Regions from separate parts of the Homo sapiens genome. Here region 1 is linked to region 2. The links are chromatin loops, found by intact Hi-C in ENCODE. Cell type or tissue: gastrocnemius medialis. All regions are shown on one strand. Region 1 overlaps TOP6BL (TOP6B like initiator of meiotic double strand breaks). Region 2 holds the start of CCDC87 (coiled-coil domain containing 87).

Region 1 (2,500 bases), 240 kb after region 2:
GCTGCTTTGGCCTCCCAAAGTGCTGGGATTACAGGCAGGTAATTAGGGATTTAGGGCCCACCCTAAATCCAGGCTAATCCTGTCTTGCGATCTGGAATTACATGTGCAAAGACTTTTCTCAAATAAGCTCACATTCACAAATTCTGGGGGTTAGGATTTGGACATATTTGGGGTGGGGGAGAATGCAGTTCACTACAGCCATCCACATCTTCAGCTTTCTAGGGACAGGTTCAGGGTAAGGCATGTGCTGTTATCATAGGACCCAGGATATAAGCGCAGAGGGACTCCTCAGGATCTAGGAGTGCTTCAGCCTCTGAAGTACTTTTACTTGGGCCTCTGTGGTATCCCAGTAAGACCTAAAAAAGATAATCTGGGCCAGGTGCGGTGGCTCACTCCTGTAATCTCAGCACTTTGGGAGGGCAAGGCAGGTGGATCACTTGAGGTCAGGAGTTTGAAACCTGCCTGGCAAACATGGCAAAATTCCGTCTCTACTAAAAATAAAAAAATTAGCCAGGCCTGTTGGCACACCCTTGTAGTCCCAGCTACTCAGGAGGGTGAGACATGAGAATCGCTTGAATCTAGGGGGCGGAGGTTGCAGTGAGCCAAGATCATGCCACTGCACTCCAGCCTGGGTGACACAGCAAGACTCTGTCTCAAAAAAAAAAAAAGATCTGACCTCTTTTACCCTGTTCTTTTGCTATAGTCATGGCTCATAGCCTCAGGGCCATTCATAGCCCAATTAATTTGGCATATGGCTAGTGAACTCAAGGTCTTACCAGTAGTCATAGGTCTTGGAAAGAAGGAACACTTACTGAATCCCTAATCTGTGCCGAGATTTTCACTTTAATCTCTGCAAAGATGTTATAAATTAGGTCATAGTTTTCCCATTTTACAGATGAGGAAACTGATTACAGAACTTTCATAATTTGCCCAGAATCACAGTCAGTAAATAGCAAGGCTAGAATTTGTACCGAGAGCTCCCGGCTCTGAAACCTGGTAATATTGTTAACACAGAGGACTAGGTTGCAAGCCCAGGGCAGATGAGTGATCCAGGTCATTGAGTAGAACCCATGATTCTCCACTCAACATCCTCTGGTAATGGCCATTTAGTGATAAATAACTTGTTAGTGGTACAAGAGTGGCACCCAGTGGCTTCAGCTAGAACTACAAGACTAAGGATGATAGGTCAAATTCTTTGACCTCTGGGCCATTCTGTTTCCATTTCTAAACAGGAAAGGTAGAATAGCTGACCTCTTGAGTAACAGGGAAGAAAACCATCTATTATATGCTTTATTGAGAAACTGAAAAAATGAGGGAGTGTGTATTCAGAGTGAACATATTCAGGGAAAGGTCATGCAGGAATGGAGAAGGTATTATTTTTGTTTTTATTTTTTTAGAAACAGGTTCCCGCTATGTTGCCCGGGCTGGAGTGCAGTGACTATTCATAGGTGTGATCATGGTGCACTACAGCCTCGAACTCCTGGGCTTAAGTGATCCTCCTGTGTCAGCCTCCTGAGTAACTGGAACTACAGGCGTGCATCACTGCACCTGGCGAGGAGTGGATATTTTAAGCCTGAATGTTTGAACAGAGACAGTGGGCCAGGAAGGAGTGAACAAGATAGTACTCCAGGGTTTAGTGTCATAGATATATGTAGGGACTGAGAACTTAAACCCAGAATGAGCAGGAGTAGTATCAAGGAGGCAATTTTCTAAGGAAAGGCATTGTTTCCGGCGGGTCGGGGGAGGGGGTAGACTAGAAATAAATGTCCCATAGAATGTTAAATCCAAGGTGTATTCTGAGGTCAGGGCTGTCTTATCTGGGGGACCAGGTGATGAATGAAGGGTGTGCAAGGCTACCAGAGAGGCCCAGAGCTTCATATCTCAATGCGGGTAGTTCCTTGATAAGACCAATTTCAAGATAGGAGAAAGATTTATCTATGACACGAGATTTTCCAAGCTAAAGCCAAAAAAAAAACCAAGTTCTGTCTCAAGATAAAAATATTTAGAAAATATCCTGTTTCTTTCTTTATGTCTTTAGAATTATTTTTGCCCCTCCTATGTTCCTTGGAATATAATTACTTGGGAACTAAAACTTGTTTTAGTAAACAATATATGATAGATCTCTCATGGAGATAATTCATATACCATAAAATTTACCACTTTAAAGAATAAAACTCATTGATTTTAAGTATATTCACTGTGCTGTGCAGCCATCGCCACTAAAATTACAGAACATCTCCATCATGCCATTAGCAGTACCTATTCGCAGTGAGTCCCAGTTCCCCTCTCCCTTCAACCCCTGGCAACCACTAGTATGCTTCCCATCTCTGTGGATTTGCCTATTCTGGACACTTCATATAGATGGGACCATACAACATGGGCCTTTATGTGCCTTCTTTCATTTAGCATGTTTCTAAGGCTCATCTATGTTGTACCATATAACAATTTCATCCATTCTTTATGGCTGAATAATAATCCATTGTATTGATATACCACATTT
Region 2 (2,500 bases):
AACTCCTTGTAGACCTCCCTGGTAGTACTGCCAACAAAGTTATCAATATCCATTTTTTCAATGGCTTTGGGATCCAGTTCACCAGCCAGATGGTTATACAGGGCTCCGGCCCCCTCAATGTGGAAAGAGTCTAAGAAGTTTCTATCAGAGACCCGTACGGCAGCCGCCTGGACCACGACCTCATTTCTAAGCTTCAAAGTAATGGTCACTGGCTGTGGGTGAAGTGGAAAGGATTTGGGGGGCTGGGGGTCCCACTGCCCAGAGGCTTCTTCCTCCTGGAGGTTCCTCAACATCTTCTCCAGCTCCTCCAGGCGATGCCCTGCAGCTGGGTGACGGGTCACAACCCCCAGGAGAGGAGGCAGGCCTGAGTCCAGTGGTGGGTAGCGAGTCCCCTCCAACTTCATCTTCTTTATCAACTGCTTCAGATCCTCAGCCACGATGAGCCCAGTCAGCTCTGGTTTGCTCTCTGTAGCCAAGACCAGCGGGGTTAAGGGGCGAGATGGGAGTGGAGGAAGGCCCAACTCATCTGCCAGCCTCCAGCCCTCACGCAGGGAGGGCATGGATTGGCCTCTCCGGAGCTCAGGGCAGAAAGGCGAGGGGGAAGCCCTGCTGGTGGGGGCCACAGGATAGCTGGGCAGCGACACCATCTGTGAGGAACTGATGTCGATTTCTCTCTTCTTTCCTATGGAGGGCAGCCAGTGGAAAGGCTTTTTCCTCTTCAACCGAGGGATGGACTTCAATTCCTTCACTGGATCCATCCTTCCTGGCTCATTGAGAAACTCTGGTGGACGGCTGAGTTGGATGAGGTAGTTCAGGTTGAGGTTAGAGCACTGCACTTGGGCGAAGCCAGTGCTGTGAGGCCAGGGGATAGGGCACAGCTTGAACGTCCCAGCGGGGCAGACAGGGTGCAGCTTGTCCACATCCCCAGAGGCCTGCTCTGCCCTCAGCAGGGCCTGGAAGTCGGCAAGCAGGCCACGGTAGACGTTGGGACTAGTAAGGAAGAGTGTGCAGTCCCTGGCGAGGCTGGCGGCCAACCGGGTGAGGGTGGCTGATTCAGTGAAGACCCCCCTGGGAGTCGACATGGTCACCAGCAGGTGCAGGTAGCGCAAGAAGAGCTGCTCGCTGCTCAGCAGCACGTAGGCCTCGAGCCGCTTCCGCAGCTTCTGGTTGTTTTTGTGGCTCAGACTAAGTTCGGCGGGCGGCTCCCGCCAGCTGCACTTCAGCTCGTCCAGGATGACCTTGATGAGACGTAGTCGGGCCTCAGGAGGCACTCCCGCTGCTATCCCGCTGCCGGCCAGCAGCTTGGCCACCTGGCTGCACAGCGACGCCACCGTCAGCTTCGCCAGAGGGAAGGACTGCAGAATCCGGCCCTCCTGCGGGGGGCGCTTCTGAGGCTCTGGGGACGTCGTCCTAGTGGGGAAGAGCGACAGCGGACGCAGCAGCCGGTGGTAAAACCGCTGGAGCTCAGGCTCGGGCTTCGGGGGCTCCATCATAGAGCCGGCGGCCGCCACCGTCCAGGAACAGAAAGCCGAGGGGTTACTAAGGCAACCAGGAGCCCGACGGCCCGAGTGCGCCTGCGCGGCCGCCACCCGGTGGCTGACGAAGCAGGGCCTTGCGTGCGCACGCACTAGGAGGAGGAGTTAAGGGTGGCTTTAGAGGCTCAGTCCCCGCGACGCCGCGCTGGTTGGTGCTCCTGCGCCGGAGGAGTTCTGCGTCTCGGGGTGGTGACTGGGTCCAGAATGGCTTCGGATTCGGGGAACCAGGGGACCCTCTGCACGGTGAGGGTCGAGGCTTCGTGTGGAGCCTCGCCGGGCAGAGAGCCTCGGCCCCTGGGATGATCGTTACCTTGGGAAGAGGAGAAGGAGTGGGCACTTGGGTTGGGGCCTGGGGCCATGGGATGAAACTAGGGTGCGAGGGTAGCAGGGGCCCTGCGTGAGTGTTGGGGGGTGACTCCCATGGTCCTGGAATGGTCATGAGAGATCATGAAGAAGGTGCTTGAAGAGGGGTTAAGTGGGGCTTGTTCCCAGACCCTTGCGGTGGTCATAGGGTAGGTGGTGAAACAAAGTCATACCAAGGCACTTCCCCAGCGATCATCGGTTGGTCCCTGCCGCCCTTGCAGTTGGAGTTCGCGGTGCAGATGACCTGTCAGAGCTGTGTGGACGCGGTGCGCAAATCCCTGCAAGGGGTGGCAGGTAAGAACAGGGTAAACTTTTCTGCAGACAGTCCAGAAGCCTCTGGGAGGGACCAGGCGAATCTATTAGGCGAACCCTACTCCCATTTTACAGATGCAGAAAGTGAACCCCAGAGAGTGAAAGGCATGTTCTCAGAGTTACACACAGACCTGGAGGCAGAGCCTAGAGTACAGCTGTCCAGCTTGCCCTGACAGATTCTAACTGCCTGTCTTGTTGTCCTGAACCTCAGGTGCCCCAGAGACTGAGGAGCTAGGCTGAGGGAGTTCCTGGGAAAACAGGCAGTTTTTGCTTGGGAAACAACATAATCT

What was found. Peaks named below come from ENCODE experiments on the same cell type or tissue, not always from the same donor. Only the 100,000 strongest peaks of a DNase experiment are listed, where the experiment ranks them.
Region 1: it touches region 2 in a loop (3.0-fold over the local background); 8 of 110 quality-filtered maps call a loop at or near these places.

What each region holds. Positions count from the first base shown.
Region 1 is chr11:66,833,293-66,835,792 of GRCh38, forward strand. All of the region lies in intron 12 of TOP6BL (TOP6B like initiator of meiotic double strand breaks), which reads left to right. Among named protein-coding and RNA genes, the nearest start is that of RCE1, 8.9 kb to the right of the region's middle. In gastrocnemius medialis, a CTCF peak has its summit at 1,156; no DNase peak of the experiment used is centred here.
Region 2 is chr11:66,591,523-66,594,022 of GRCh38, forward strand. It overlaps CCDC87 (coiled-coil domain containing 87), which reads right to left and starts at 1,541. Exons shown (of 1, transcript NM_018219.3): 1 at 1-1,541. The coding sequence starts at 1,493. It overlaps CCS (copper chaperone for superoxide dismutase), which reads left to right and starts at 1,663. Exons shown (of 8, transcript NM_005125.2): 1 at 1,663-1,778; 2 at 2,120-2,192. The coding sequence starts at 1,740. RefSeq lists enhancers at 327-916, 917-1,505, 1,068-1,127, 1,298-1,407, 1,438-1,527. In gastrocnemius medialis, a CTCF peak has its summit at 1,339 (motif pointing right); a DNase peak (open chromatin) is centred at 1,599; H3K4me3 peaks cover 1,548 bases; H3K27ac peaks cover 1,425 bases.